2 separate regions of the Homo sapiens genome follow, and region 2 is linked to region 1. A link is an interaction called in ENCODE POLR2A ChIA-PET data of the cell type or tissue named here. Cell type or tissue: B cell. All regions are shown on one strand.

What was found. Peaks named below come from ENCODE experiments on the same cell type or tissue, not always from the same donor. Only the 100,000 strongest peaks of a DNase experiment are listed, where the experiment ranks them.
Region 2: POLR2A ChIA-PET joins it to region 1 with 7 read pairs; 2 of 35 experiments call an interaction of 5 or more read pairs at or near these places.

Annotation. Positions count from the first base shown.
Region 1 is chr17:66,201,274-66,209,273 of GRCh38, reverse strand. No RefSeq gene overlaps it. Among named protein-coding and RNA genes, the nearest start is that of CEP112, 13 kb to the right of the region's middle. In B cell, no CTCF peak of the experiment used is centred here; no DNase peak of the experiment used is centred here.
Region 2 is chr17:65,150,390-65,158,389 of GRCh38, reverse strand. RGS9 (regulator of G protein signaling 9) reads right to left here. Exons shown (of 19, transcript NM_003835.4): 2 at 4,872-4,968; 3 at 45-95. Among named protein-coding and RNA genes, the nearest start is that of RGS9, 17 kb to the right of the region's middle. RefSeq lists an enhancer at 2,955-3,114. In B cell, no CTCF peak of the experiment used is centred here; a DNase peak (open chromatin) is centred at 3,269.

The DNA.
Region 1 (8,000 bases):
AAGGAATTTAAAAAGACACAAATAAATGGAATAATATTAATGTTCATAGATTGGAAGAATTAATATTGTTAAAATGTCCATGTTACCCAAAGTGATCTACAGATTTAGTGCAATCCCTATCAAAATTCCAATGACATTTTTCACAGAAATAGAAAAAACAATTTGTATGAAACTACAAAGGCCCCTGAAGAGCCAAAGCGATCTTGAATGAAAAGAACAAAGCTACAGTCATCACATTATCTAACTTCAAAATATACTACAAAGCTATAGTAATCAAATCAGCTGGTAAAAATACAGACACATAGACCAATGTAAGAGAATAGGCAGTTCAAAAATAAACTCACACATTATAGTCAATTGATTTTCTACAGAATGTCAGGGGTTGGCCAGGGCTGCAGTCTTATCTGAAGGGTCAAGTGGAGGAGGATTCACTTCCAAGCTCACTCAGTGGTTGTTGGCATGATTCAATTCCCTTTGGGCTATTGGAAGAGAGCCTCAATTTTTTACTGTTTACCTGTGACTTCCCTCAATTCATTGCCCTTCAGTCCTTAAAGGAAAATTGGATGGCACAGTACAGTACCCATGACAATACACTCTTTTTTTTTTTTGCTTGATCCACTGCTTTGTATGCTTTCTGAGAATAGCTCCTCCAGGATTCTGATAGACCTCTTTTCTTGGGTGAAACTCAGTAGAGTAAGGTTAGTGAGATAAACTACAACACCTGATGCTGCAGTTGGCCTTCGAACTGCAACTGATACTCATCTTCTTCCTCCACCACCATCCATTTCGTATTCTCCTCATCCTTGGCTGGCTCTTCTGTTGGTCTCAGTGGCTCTTCTGGTGGTGTGACAAAGACCTTCATCCTTGAGGGGTCTGAAAGGCCTCTATGCCTTTCTGATGTTTCTATGATTTTTATAATCAAAATTGTATCAAGGAGTACTGAGGAGGCAGCAGCCCTATTTGCTCCTGATGATCAGAGTCAATGACCCTTTCTAAGATGGTGAGATCTTTGCTTGCTGGTTCCTTGGCAAAAGGAGCCCAAAGTTGCCAGGCACCATCTGTAGTTTATAGTTCAATAGGACTTGCTGTGCCCCTAGTGGAAGTGTTTCCCTTTTGGAAACAAGGCCTTTTAAACTATTTATAGATTTCAGATGTGGAACAAAAGCATAAGTGTCCCCAAGTGAGTCAAGGGGAGAGATAATAACTTGGCCACTGCTGCTTCAAATCCTTGATTCCCAGACCCATGTATTGTTCCTACTGGGGAGACAATGAAGATGTTTGATTTAAAGTATATACTTCATCATAGAGGATCATATCTCAAAGCTGGTGCTTTGATTATGCTTTCAACAGGCCATTTCAAGGTTCTATCAGCTGGCAGCTTCTGGATGGTTTGGTAGGTAATGTGATCAGTTGGTCCTGTGGTCAGGGGCCTATTGTCATACCTCCTTTACTATAAAATGGGTTATCTGGTCTGATACAATGTTATGTGGGATCCTGTATCAGTGGATTCGAACTCCGTAAGTCCTCAGATAGTGATGCAGGAAAAACAAATGCATATCCAAATAAGTATTGATTCCCAGCATAATGGATCTGTACTCCTTCAGTAGAAGTAGGTCCAATGCAGTCAACTTGATACCTTATGTGCCAGTGGATCTGCTTGTGAGATAGTGTCATCTTGGAGGCTCAACATTGGCCTCTGGTCTCTGTTGCTTGCCAGGTTGGACATTCAACCAAGGCAGCATCCAGATCAATCTATATAAGTAGGAGACCATGCTGTTGGGCCTATGAATTATCTCCATCCTTGTTACCATAGCCATTTCAGTCATGTGGCCATTATGCCAGCACTGGGGTGGCCAGTGTTAGAGGCCAGATGCTGTCAACTGGCTGAGTCTTTTTCTCTATCTGGTTATGTAGTACCTTGCTAGTGGGAGTTAACATGTGCATCAAAGATCTTCACACTTTGTGCCCACCCCATTTATTCATTCACATGCCTCTACTCCTAGTCCTCTTTGTACCTGATCTACCCATCTTTCTTCTCACCTCTCAGACTCTGTCAAGCCACTACCTATGAGTTCATATATATTCTAATCATAAGCCACTTCTTTTTCCACACAAGGAAGATGACCATCCAAAATTCTTCCCATGGGGAGGACTTTTTCTCACCACTGTTTTTCAAGATGCTCTTTGAATAAGCTGTATTGTAGCTGTCATCCTTTTTTTTACCTACACACATGTACAGACCTTCATATCCATGAACCAAGCTCAGGCTTTTTCCTCCGCTCTAAGCTGGTCCTACGGGATCATATGGGGTCATATGGCTATAGATGTGCACTTAGGAATGCCATTAGTACAACAGTGATGGATGATGTGGAGTTTTGACCTTCTGATCACGTAGCTTCAGGGTATATCCATTATCATCTTATCATGAGTTGTTGCTAGGCACACTTGACCTCATGACTTGGTGGGTATGACAGAATATAGCTGGTGATGGGCAGCTGTAACTGCCTGGTCACTTGGTGCCAAGCATCTAGTATATTAGAAATTGTTTCTCAAGTGGCATCTAATTCTCCACTGTAGATGAGATGGCCCTGCTTTTTAGTCTTCTTAGATCTAGAAGAGTTCTTCCATTTTTCTTCCTCCTTTCTTACAATCTATATATATTTGAGATGGAGTCTTGCTCTGTTGTCCTGGCTGGAGTACAGTGGTGTGATCTCACTCACTGCAACTTCTCCTGCCTCAGCTTCCCAAGTAGCTGGGATTACAGGTGCCCACCACCATGCCTATTTAATTTTTTTTTTTTTTTTTAGTTGAGACAGGGTTTCACCATGTTGGCCAGGCTAGTCTTGAACTCATGACCTCAAGAGATTTGCCCACCTTGGCCTCTCAAAGTGCTGGGATGACAGGGGTGAGACACTGTGCCCCCTCACAATCTTAATATTTTTAAAGAGTAGAGGACAATCATTTGGGTTTGTCTGAAGTTATGTTATGACGCGATTTCAGTTGTATTGTTGCCGGGATTACAAGAGAAGTGAGATTGTAATCTTCTTAGTGCATCATATCAGGAAGTACATGATATCAATTTATGCCATTACTATTGGTAATGTTAACTATGATTACTTGGCTAGAAATCTGATGTCTGCCAGATTTCTACATTGTAATCTTACTATATTGTCCTTTGTAATTAATTAATCAGTATCTCATGGGGAGATACTTCACAACTATGTGGATATCCTGTTTTTCATCAAATTTTCATCCAGTAATTTTAGATTTTTACCTAAATCAATTGTTTTTGTGATGGTTGCCAACAAGTAATTTTTAAATTTATCACTCCTTCTACATTTATTATTTCTCATTCTGCTGTAAGGGAGTACTTTCCCATTTCCCCAAATTAATTAGTTAATTAATATTAGTGTGAACACATGGATCCTTATTCAGTGAGTTATGATTCACTAATATAATTAATTATTTTGATGCTTGAGTTGTCACAGAATTGATCAGTGGGAGCCACTTCAAGTGGCTCATGTGTCTTTTTGATATGTCTCCATATCCTTTGGGTACTTCCTAATTTTATTTAAAAAACAAATTTTTTTTTTTGAGACAGCGTTTCTCTCTTGTTGCCCAGGCTAGAGTGCAATGGTGCGATCTTGGCTCACCACAACCTCCGCCTCCCGGGTTCAAGCAATTCTCCTGCCTCAGCCTCCCGAGTAGCTGGGATTATAGGCATGCGCCACCACACCCAGTGAATTTTGTATTTTCAGTAGAGATGGGGTTTCTCCATGTTGGTCAGGCTGGTCTTGAACTCCCGACCTCAGGTGATCCGCCCGCCTCGGCCTTCCAAAGTGCTGATATTACAGGTGTGAGCCACCGTGCCCGGCCCAGGACTCTGAATTCCTTCTTTGTACTTTTCTGAATTTTGTATTATCCTTTTGTATTCCTTCTTTGTATTATCCTGACTTTTGAGGAAGCTCAAAACAGCTATTTTGAATTCTCTGTAGGAAAGGTCACATATCTCTCTCTTTAGGATAGGTCACTGTTGCCTTATTTAGTTCATTTGGTGAGGTCATGTTTTCCAGCATGGTTTTGATGCTTATGGATATTAATTGTTGTCTGGGCATTAAAGAGTTAGGTATTTATTGCAGTCTTTGCAGTCTGGGCTTGTTTGTTGGGAAGGCTTTCCAAGTATTCAAAGGCAATCGAGTGTTGTGATCTAAGTCTTTGGTCACTGCAACAATATGTGCACTAGGAGAACCCTAAGCCCAGCAATGATGACTCTTGCAGAGCTCTTAAGGTATCACTTTGGTGGTCTTAAGTAAGATCCAAGAGAATTCCCTGGATTACCAGGCAAAGACTCTTGCTCTCTTCTCTTATTTTCACCCAGACAGAGTCTCTTTCTCCATGCTGAACTGCTTGGAGCTGGGTGACACAAGCAGCCTTGTGGCCTCAACAACTGGGACTGTACTAGGTCAGACCTGAAGCCAGCACGGCACTGGGTCTTGCCTGGCTACCGTCTGTTGTTCACTCAAGGCCTAAAGGCTCTTTAGTCAACAGGTGGCGAATCCAGCCAGGCTTGTGTCCCTCCCTTCAGGGTGGTGAGCTCTCCCTAAGCCCAGGGCAGGTCCAGAAATGCTGTCTGGGCAGGGCCTGGACTTGGGAACGTTAGGAATCTACCTGGTGCTCTTTCCACTGCGCCTGAGCTGGCACCTAAACCGCAAGATGAAGTCCTTCCTACTCTTCCATCTTCTTCCCTCAAGGAGAAGGAGTCTCTCCCCCTAGTCACCACAATCCCAGGCCTGCAGTGATCACTGCCTGGCTACCAGTGATGTTCACTCAAGGCCCAAGAGCTCTTCAGTCAGCTTGTGGTGAAGGCTGCCAGGCTTCAGTCTCTTCCTTCATGCACTGGGCACTGTGCTCCCCTCTGGCTCAGAGCAAGTCCAGAAATGCCACTCAGGGGCCAAGGCCTGGAATCAGGGACCCCAGGATCCTGCTTTGTGCTCTATCCCACTATGGCCGACTTGGTACCCAAGCTGCAAGACAAAGCCCCTTTACTCTTTCCTCTCCTTTCCTCAAGTAGAAGGAGTCTCTCCCTGTGACCACCACAGCTGGAAATGTGCTGGGTCACACCTGAAGTCGGCATGGCGCGGGATCTCACTCAAGTCTTGTGGTGAGTACTGCCTGGCAACTGGTGGTGTTAATTCAAGTCCGAGGACTCTTGGATCATCCGGTAATGAATCCTGCCTGAACCGGTACTTCTCTTTAAGACAGTGGCTAGAGTGTGTCAAGAAACGTTGTCCAGCAGACAGGGCCTGGAACGGGGGCCTCAGGATTCAGCCTGGTGCCCTATTCTACTGTGACTGAGCTGGAATGCAAGTTGCAAGACAAAGTTCTCTTTACCCTCCTCTCTCCTCTCCCCAGGCAGAAGGAAGTAGTCTCTCCTGGAGCTGCAAGCTGTGCTGCCTGAGGTCGTGGGAGGGGTAACACAAGCACACCCTTGGCCACCCCAGCTGGTGTCTCACAGGTTGTGTGCACAAAAAGACCACTGGCTCCAGCTCAGCACAGCACTAGGACTTGCCTAGGAATTTCAGTCCTTGTGGCCTAGACCACCTTTCAAGTTTATTTAGGACCCCAGAGCACTTTACCCCATGGTAGTGGGGCTAGTTGGAACTCAAGTTCTGTCTGGCTGCTGGGATGGATGATTCTTTTCCAGCTAGGGCTGGTCTAAATGCTCCCTCGTGGTTACTAGGTGAATTCTGCCCTGTGTGGCTTTCTGCTGTGACAGACAGCACTGAATTCCAATGCAAAGTCCAACAAACAGTTCACACTCCCTCCCCCAAGCACACAGATTCTCCCTCTGCACCACATGGCCACTGATGGGGAAGAGCGAGGGGTGGTGTCGACAACTCGAGATTGTCTTTCCCAGCCTCTTCAATGCCCCTTTCCTTGATATAATTTTAAAGCCAGGTACAGGGATTTTTGGTTATGACGGTGCTTTTTTGCATGGATGGTTGTTCTATTTGGTGTTCCTGTGAGGGGGATGATCACTGGAGGTCTCTATGTGGCCATCTTGCTCCACCACTTCTTTTTTTTTTTTTTTTTTTTGAGGCGGAGTCTCACTCTGTAGCCAGGCTGGAGTGCAGTGGCACGATCTCGGTTCACTGCAGCCTCTGCCTCCTGGCTTCAAGCAATTCTCCTGCCTCAGCCTCCCCAGTAGCTGGGACAACAGGTGTGCACCACCATGCTTTTGGTTAAAACACAATACTCCAAGCTTGTCATAATTTGTAAACCTCAGCTTTCTAAACCTCAGCCATTTCCCCAATGAACTGAAGATAACGGTGTTTAGAAATGAAGGTCTGGGCCGGGCGTGGTGGCTCACGCTTGTAATCCTAGCACTTTGGGAGGCTGAGGTGGGTAGATCACGAGGTCAGAAGATCGAGACCATCTTAGCTAACACGATGAAACCCCGTCTCTACTAAAAATACAAAAAATTAGCCGGGCATGGTGGCGGGCGCGGTGGCGGGCGCCTGTAGTCCCAGCTACTCTGGAGGCCGAGGCAGAAGAATGATGTGAACCGGGAGGCGGAGCTTGCAGTGAGCCGAGATTTCACCACTGCACTCCAACCTGGGTGACAGAGTGAGACTCCGTCTTAAAAAAAAAAAAAGAAATCAAGGTCTGCATTGTGTCTGGGTGTAGTGCTCATTGATACAGAGGCATCACTGCTTCTAGGTCTTCTTCAACAGACAGAGCTAGGAAATACATACACATATTTATGTACACATGCACTACTCATATACACAATAATTAGGTCTGCATTTTGATAGCACCAGATAGTCAGCATGCCTAACTTTGACACCTCAGCACTTCTGTTTTAAACCCTTAGCACTTTTCCAACACTCCTCCCTTCCCCAGCCTATTCTACAAAGAAGCTCCTGGGATATGGCAAGTTTGTTGAAGGTTGTGTTTTGTGCCATTTTGTTCACTGGAAGGCATTTTAGGGGGCTGGATAGGTTTGGATCACTGAAAAATAATCAGAGCAGACTTTAGAGCTTAGACGATAGTCCTGATTCCTCTCATTTAATCGTATTTTCACAGAAATAAAAATCTGCTATTTTTGTAATTGGAAGAGGCAATTTGGATTTGAGGAGTCCATCGGTAGAAACTGCCCAATTGCAGCCCCTCTATTTAGTGATTATGTGGTCTATTTTGTGCCATAAGTAGATTCCCTTTTTCAAGTGTTTTTCTTCTTAAATGCTTTGATCACCAGGTTGCCTGTCATCACAGTTGTGCCGTACCCTCCCTAGCCATAGTTTGCGGTGATCTCCCCCTACTGGAGATGGTACAGGAAGTACTAACCGCCACAGGTAGCCTAGTGAAGAAAGAACCACAACCATAAGGAGCTGGTTATCATCCTCCTTTTTTTTTTTTTTTTTTGAGATGGAGTCTCGCTCTGTCTCCCAGGCTGGAATGCAGTGGCGCAATCTCGGCTCACTGCAAGCTCCGCCTCCCGGGTTCACGCCATTCTCCTGCCTCAGCCTCCCGAGTAGCTGGGACTACAGGTGCCCGCCACCACGCCCAGCTAATTTTTTGTATTTTTAGTAGAGACGGGGTTTCACCGTGTTAGCCAGGATGGTCTTGATCTCCTGACCTCACGATCCGCCCGCCTCGGCCTCCCAAAGTGCTGAGATTACAGGCGTGAGCCACTGCGCCCCGCCCATCCTCTATTTTTGCACAGTTGAACTGAATCTTCCCAAAGTAATATTACTCACCTAGCAATCATAGACTAAATGAACTCTATACTATATAACTGTAACTCTACAAATGCATATAACTATATAACTATACACTCTATAAATGCACATGGCTAGGGAGGTCTTCTTCCAAGACAAGTTGGTCCCTGAAGGTGCTTCTCAATGACCGTCTTTTTTCTCTTGGTTTATGGCAGGACGGCGTTCTAAATGCAAAGGAATCAATGTTTTCACGTATCTCTTATGCTATATTTCTGCAAG
Region 2 (8,000 bases), 1.1 Mb after region 1:
ACACAAAGCTGTCCCGGATAACTGAGTGCCAGATGAGCTCTCACCCAGACTGGAGATCCAAAGCCGCTGGACGATCCATTGCAGAACATCACTTCCTGAAAAACAAGAGACATTTGCGGTTATTGTCATAGCCTCCTGACACATCCCCGCTCCTCCACGCTGTTGCCTGACTGGTCTCCTTCCCGTTCAGCTGCGATTTCATTCCTCTTCGCTCAGAACCTTCAGAAACCCCCACCTCATCATGCTCAGTCCCAGCTCTGCAGCCTGTAATTCAAGGCTATCCATGATCTGACTCCAGCAGATGTGCAACTTAACACCGCACGCACCCCCAGCCCACACATACATACACACACGCTTCATCTTTACATCTCTTGTTGTATTGATCTTTTACCTGACGATAACTTGTACATGGTCTGTTATTCACTAACTGGATAGTAAATAGGCTAAGTCTAAACACACACACACACACATACACACACACAAAACAGACCCGAGGCAAGCTGTTTGCAGGGCTCTGGACCAAGCTGGGACTCTGGGAGTAAAACAGAGACAGGGATGAGAAGAGGACAGGCTGAGGGCTGGGGCCGGCTCTCCAACTCCCCAAGTTCCCAGGCAGAACTCCGAGGAGTCAGAAACTTCTAAACTTGAACCTGGCCTTCCATGACATTGTGAAGGTACTTTTGTCAGGGTAGGAGGTTGGGACCTATCCTAGTTGATTTATAACTTTAGATGATGGAATGAAGGCTCCATGTGTACTCTCGCCCCAGGCCCTGCAAATCTTAGGGGCTGGCTTGGGAACAACACACAAAAAAACATGAAAAAATGGCATGAAAAACAGCAGGAGAGGCGGGCTCAGAGGCCAGGAGAGAATGTGCACCCGTACACCCGTCCCACCCACCTGCTCCCCTCAAGGATTCAGATTTATCTAAGGGTCAAGGCAAGCCAAGTTCCACCAACAAGCCCAGAGCTGCCGTACGACCCCACAGAAGCTCTGAGCCCCTTCCCTCAGCCTGGGCCCTCTCACCTCACAAGCAGAAGGTACAGCTCGTAGGCACAAGGTAATAGCATCTCAGAAGATAGACAAGGTGCCCTGGAACGAAGCACCGCATCACAGATACCATCGTGCAGATGCCAATGGTCACATTTTCCAGCAATCTTAGCCTGCTTTCCAAAGGCCAAGCTGGAAGCCTGTCTGCATGGAAACAGGCCCACATAACACATCAAAGAAGAGGGCCAGGATTGAGACTCCACTCCCTGTGTTCTTATGTCTGGATAATTGCCAATGATACTTCCCTCCTCGGAGGCGGTGCAGGGACATTTCTTCTTATGACCCATATACACGCTCTCTGGGCGTAATTGCCTGCCTACGACCATGGCTGGGTGTAGACAACCTGTAATTCTTCCCTTCATGCCCACACCCTAGGACACAAATGTCCAGCCATGATCTCTGTCAGTGTCCACATGCACACTGTCATGGCTTTCCATGGTTCTCCCTCTGTTGCTCTTAGCATCATTCACTCCTGGATGGCTGTTCAAAAGCAAAATCCTTCATCTAAACTCCTAGGACTGGGTGTTTAGACTTTCCACACCAAGTCTCTCTCTTTAAATGCTACACAGTGGTGCGCAGGCAGAGAGACAGACCTAGGCAGACATCAGACTGATTAGCTCTCTCCACCGAGGAGCCGAGGGCTTTCTCATCCACTTGACTGCCTCCCGAAATAGATCAAATGAGATTATGGTGCCACCAGCATCTGTACCACGCGGTCTACGTTGACAGCCTGGCAGGCTGCTCAGCCTCCCGCATCAGCCACCTTTGTCCCGAGGAAGCCCTGGGACGCCTGCCGTCCAAGAAGTTAAATAATTTTTTTTTATCGGTGCTGTTGTTGCAGGACCAGGGCTTCTCCCTGTGTTGTTTCTACAGCAGCTGGAATTCACCTGTGCAGGAGGAACAAGGAAGCCATGGCAGGATGGGCGACCTCGCCCAAATCCAGGAACCAAGTGTGCCCCGTGTGCAGGGAAGGAAAGCAGCTGGTGCACAACTGACAGTAGATAAGAATATGGACTCTGGGCTGGGCGCGGTGGCTCATGCCTGTAATCCCGGCACTTTGGGAGGCCGAGGCGGGTGGATCACCTGAGGTCAGGAGTTCGAGATCAGCCTGACCAACATAGTGAAATCTCATCTCTACTAAAAATACAAAAATTAGTTGGATGTGGTGGTGGGTGCCTGTAATCCTAGCTACTCCGGAGCTGAGGCATGAGAATCGCTTGAACCCAGGAGGCAGAAGCTGCAATGAGCCAAGATAGTGCCACTGCACTCCAGCCTGAGCAACAGAGAAAGACCCTGTCTCAAAAAAAAGTATAAGTAAAAATAAAATATATATATGGACTCTGGAGTCACATTGCTGGGCTGAAATTCAAGCTCACTCATGAAATGAGCTTAAGGACATGAAGGCAAGTTGCTGAAACTCTTTGGTCTCCATAACCCCATGTGCAAAAAGTGGGCAGTCATATCTACCCTTAACTTTATTGTGAGTGTTAACAGACAATGTGTGGGAAAGCACTAGCTACCACCACCATCCAGCACCCACTGCATACTCAGCACCTGCACAGAACTCTCTCACTTCCTTCCTGCACTCGTTCCCTTAGGGAGGGATTGCCATTCTTGCATTAAAAATGAGAAAACTGGCCAGCTGTGGAGTCTCAAGCTGGTAATCCCAGCACTTTGGAAAACCGAGGCAGGAGGATCACTTGAGCCCAGGAGGTCAAGGCTGCAGTGAGCCATAATTTTATGACTGCACTCCAGCCTGGGAGACAGCATGAGACCCTGTCTCAAAACAAACAAACAAAACAAAACAAACAAACAAAAACAATGGAGAAAGTAAACTGAGACCAGGGCTACAGCTAGAAAAGACACCTGAAGGATTTAATCCTTCACTCTCCACACAAGGACAGACAATAAGTGACTCATGCATTCAATAAACTTTTACTAACCATCTGTTACAAACACAGCTCTGAGAAGCATTGGGATTACCCAGATGAGCAAGACAAGGTACTTTCCCTTAAAGGGCCCCAGTCCAGTAGAGAATTCAGGCCAAAATTAATGACAGTCAAAGGCAGGGAGGGGGACAGGGTCAGGGATGCCTTCAGGAAGAATTGCCCCAGCTGCATCTGAGGTGATGGGGGACACAAAGGCACCCTGAAAAGTCTGCCCCCTGTTTCCACTCTTTGGGTGCCCAGAGCTACGCTGGTTCTTGGCCTTTCCAAAGTCTGGCTTGTCAGTGTTTCCTTTTCCTCCATGAGCTGCTCTATAGCATTTCAATTACTTCCCCTTTTGCTCCAACAAAAGAGTGGGTCTTCTGTTGCTTGCATGCAAGGAAACCTGAGTGACACATTGCTGGTGGGGGCATCCTTTCTTCTAAGCAGTCAGAAAGGGAAAGGGGAAGCTGTGAGCCAGCTTGTCTCTGCAAAGACTAGGGCACCTTGAGTGAAAAATAAATAGTCAGGTCAGGGGTGGCATAGAGAGGGAGGCCTCACATTGAGCACAGCCGTGGTGAGGCCCGGGCTTGGGCTATGAGAAGCTGTCTGCTTCTGCAGGCAATACGCCTAAGTATGAAACATTGTCTTTACTGCAAAATCAAGATCAGAAAACAGGTAACACATTAACCAAAATGCTCTCTTAATATTGGCGTCCAGCCCTTCTTGCCAATATCCCCAAATGATGCTCTGTAGGCACCTCACCCCCACACACAGAGAGGAGACAGTGGCACCACTCCCACAGGGCAGTTGAGAAGGGCCTGAAATGAATTAGAAGGTAAACGGTGGAGCAAAACAAAGGCCAACTTTTTTCTGCTAAATAGTATTTTTTTTTCTGCTACTTGGTTTCATTAAAACAAAGCAAACAAAACAACAAAACAAAAAATGACAGTGAAGGTTTCTAAAATGACCTTCTGGGAGGAATGGCTTCAAGAAATGACCTGTTGAGTCCTTTTCTCCCTCCTGACCCCTTCCTCAGAGGAAGACTTTAGTCCAGGAGTCAGCAAATGTACTCTGTAGAGCGCTAGATAGTAAATAAACATTTCAGCTTTGTGGGAGTCTTGTTCTGTCACCCAGGCTGGAGTGCAGTGGTGCGATCTTGGCTCACTGCAAACTCCGCCTCCCGGGTTCAAGTGATTCTCATGCCTCAGCCTCCCGAGTAGCTGGGATTACAGGCATGCACCACCATGCCTGGCTAATTTTTGTATTTTTAGAAGAGATGGGGTTTCACCATGTTGGTCAGGCCGGTCTCGAACTCCCGACCTCAGGTGATCCACCTGCCTCGGCCTCCCAAAGTGCTGGGATTGTAGGTGTAAGCCACTGTGCCTGGCCACAACTATATATTTTAACTCTGCCATTGTAGTGTAAGAGCAGCCATAGACAATACATAAATGAGTGAACATGGATATGTTCCAATAAAACTTTATTTAGAAATAAAGCTTTGTTTTGTTTTGTTTTGTTTTGTTTGAGACGGAGTCTCGCTCTGTCGCCCAGGCTGGAGTGCAATGGCGCAATCTCTGCTCACTGAAAGCTCTGCCTCCCAGGTTCAGGCCATTCTCCTGCCTCATCCTCCCGAGTAGCTGGGACTATAGGCACCTGCCACCATGCCCAGCTAATTTTTTGTATTTTAATAGAGACAAGGTTTCACCGTGTTAGCCAGGATGGTCTTGATCTCCTGACCTTGTGATCCACCCGCCTCGGCCTCCCAAAGTGCTGGGATTACAGGCGTGAGCCACTGCACCTGGCCAAAAATAAAGTTTTTTACAAACACAGGAGGTGGGCCGTATTGGGCCTGTGGGGTCTATTCCAGGCCAAGACTAAAGTGCAAGCTACATCACCTGTCATGGCATGAGGAACGCTGGTGACCAGGACCCTCTGGTTCTGCATTCGGACCCCTGTCTCTGGGTTCTGCATGTCCTTCACGAGCGCTTCAATCTGCAAGACAGAACAGGAAAAAGCCGACTGACGAGAACAATTTTGAAAGTTGTGCAGGGCAATTTCCACTGCACTGAGAGGGACCTCAAAATGCAAAGGTGGACACAGGGGTTCCCCATCTGGTACAGGAGCCAGGTGGGCACTGAGTGACTCTAATGCAACCAGGACTAAGGTGTGCTCCACAGACACAGATCCCATCCCTGCATGTGAAGACTCGCAGATTCATCCTGACTGGGAGATTCTGGGGTGGCTTTTAAGGAAAGATGGAGCTTAACAAGAAAGGATTTTGCTGAACAGAAAGTGATAGAACACCATGGGCAAAGGCATGGAAGGATGACAGCTCCCAGGGTTAGTGGAACAGAAAACAGCAGGAGTTGCAGCTGGAAAAGCCAGTGGAGGCCAGACCACATGGACCTCAAAGCCACCCCTGCAGTGTGGATTTTATTCCAGTGACTGTTCCTAGAGAGCGTTCTGGAAATTTGGCCCATGACAGAGAGAAGAACACTGAAGTGTGAAGAAGTTTGCAGAGGTAGAAAAAAGTGCAGTGACCTATTCAAAGCTATTGCATACAGCCCAGGTGAGAAACGACAGTGACCAGGCACAGTGGCTCACGCCTGTAATCCCAAAATCTGGGAGGCAGAGGCGGGAGGATCGCTTAAACCCAGGAGTTTCTGACCTGCCTGGGCAACATAGTGAGACCCTGCCTCTACGAAAAACTTAAAAATTATCTGGGCGTGGTGGTACATGCCTGTAGTTCCCAGCTGCTTGGGAGGCTGAGGCAGGAGGATCACTTGAGCCCAGGAGTTCCAGGCTACAGTGAGCTATGATCGCACCACTGCACTCAGCCTGGGTGACAGAGCGAGACCCTGTCTCTTTTTAAAAAAGAAAAGAAATGACAGCGTTTCAACCCTTAACACTCCCACTCTTTGTATTCTCAGCAGAGCAGCCAGATGGGCTTTCCATTATTTTAGAATATGTCACTCTTCTGCGTGGCTGTTCCACTGCAAGGACCACTTGACTCCAAGTAAATGATAAAGTTCCCCTACTGGTCTACATGTTCGGGACCCCCTTCCTCTCTGACTTCTTTCTTACCCACTCCCCACCGGCTCCCTCTGATCCAGCCACACTGGCCACCTTCCTTCCCCCAGCCATACCAAGGACACTCCCAGCCAGCCTTGGGCGGGTCCCATGTTCTGGCTCTTCCCTCTACCTGGGCCAGTCTTCGCAAGAGACCAACTTGGCTCCCTCCTCACCTTCTTCCCCTTCTGATGGTCTCAGGAGGCCCACCCTGACCATTCCTAAAGCTGCAACCCTGAACTCCACCCTTGGCACTCCTGACGCCCTGCTCCGTTTCTCAAGAGCATGTGTGGTCTTCAAACATACAAAATAATTGACCTAGTTAATACATTGTCGGTGGTGCATCTCCCCTAGCTCCTGGAAAGCAAGCTCTTCCTGGGGGTCTTTTTCTGTTGTTGTTTGCTGCTGGATGTCAAGTGTCAGGAAGCATGCCTGCCACATAGATAGTACCCAGTAAGCAAGTGATGTGTGAATTAATAAATAAATGAGGCAGTGGCCAGGAAGATGGTAAGGAGGCATGACTTTCAGAGCCCTGGAAGAGCGAAAATAAACTGCATTTGCAAGTGATTGAAAGGTTCACTAAGGGTGACACAGAATAATGCCAAGGTTTATAACTTATAAGACCAGAGTTACCAGTTACCAAACTAGAAAATGCAAAGAAGAAGCCACTTCTGGAAGCAAAGGTGTCTGCCTTGGAAGGTCGACTGTAAGGGGCTTCTGAGATTCCCACAATGTCTGGGAGGTGATTGGAAATGACTGCCCCAGGTTCAGAAGAGACAGGGTCAGAGATATGAATTAGAGCCATGAATGTCAGGGAGAGTTGAAGCTAAAGAGAATCAACAAACTGTCCAAGGAAGCCTGCACTGCAGGAAGGCAGCCACAGGGACAGCCCTGACTATCTTTAGAGTTGTTTTTTTCATTTTTATTATTAAAAATTATTTCCCACTTGAAAAAATCAAATGGAAATAATATCAGCTGAAGGACTCTTTTTTTTTTTTTTTGGGACAGGTCTTCCTCTGTCGCCCAGGCTGGAATGCAGTGGCACGATCTTGGCTCACTGCAACCGCCACTTCCTGGGCTCAAGCAATTGTCCTACCTCGGCCTCCCGAGTAGCTGGGATTACAGACACATGACACCATGCTCAGTCAATTTTTGTATTTTTAGTAGAGACAGGGTTTTGCCATGTTGGCCACGCTGGTCTCAAACTCCTGACCTCAAGTGATCCACCTGCCTCAGCCTCCCAAAGTGCTGGCATTATAGGCATGAGCCACCACACCTGGCGTGAAGGATTTTTTTTTAAACAAACTGGATGTTTGACACTAGTCAACAAAGATGACTAGAGAAAACCCAGGTGTTTCTCTTGTTATTCGCTGTTTGCTACTGATCTTGACAAAGCTTCATGTGCAGAGGTTTCAAACTTCATGTTCCCCTGGAAAAGCCCTCACTAACGGGAAAGCTGTCCACTCCCCCTGCCCCAGATGTGCTTGCCAATGGTCAGCTGGTCATTCGACATCCAGGCACAGTCATGATCAACTCTGGGAAACCAGAGAGAAGCTGTGGTCCCTGAGCCCAAAGATCTAACTGACCAGTGCAAAGATATTCTAGGACAATGCAGAACATGCAATGACAAGGGTGAGTCTATGGTGTCATGTGAACACAGCAGTGCCTAGAGCTGGGCAGGAGAGAAGGACTCCTCCTAGGTTTATTTTTATTTTTATTTTTTTAGACTGAGTTTCTCTCTGTTGCTCAGGCTGGAGTGCAGTGGCATGATCTCAGCTCACTGCAATCTCCGCCTCCCGAGTTCAAATGATTCTCTTGCCTCAGCCTCCCAAGTAGCTGGGATTACAGGTGCCCGCCACCACGCCCAGCTAATTTTTGTATTTTTAGTAGAAACAGGGTTTTACCATGTTGGCCAGGCTGGTCTCGAACTCCTGACCTCAAATGATCCACCCGCT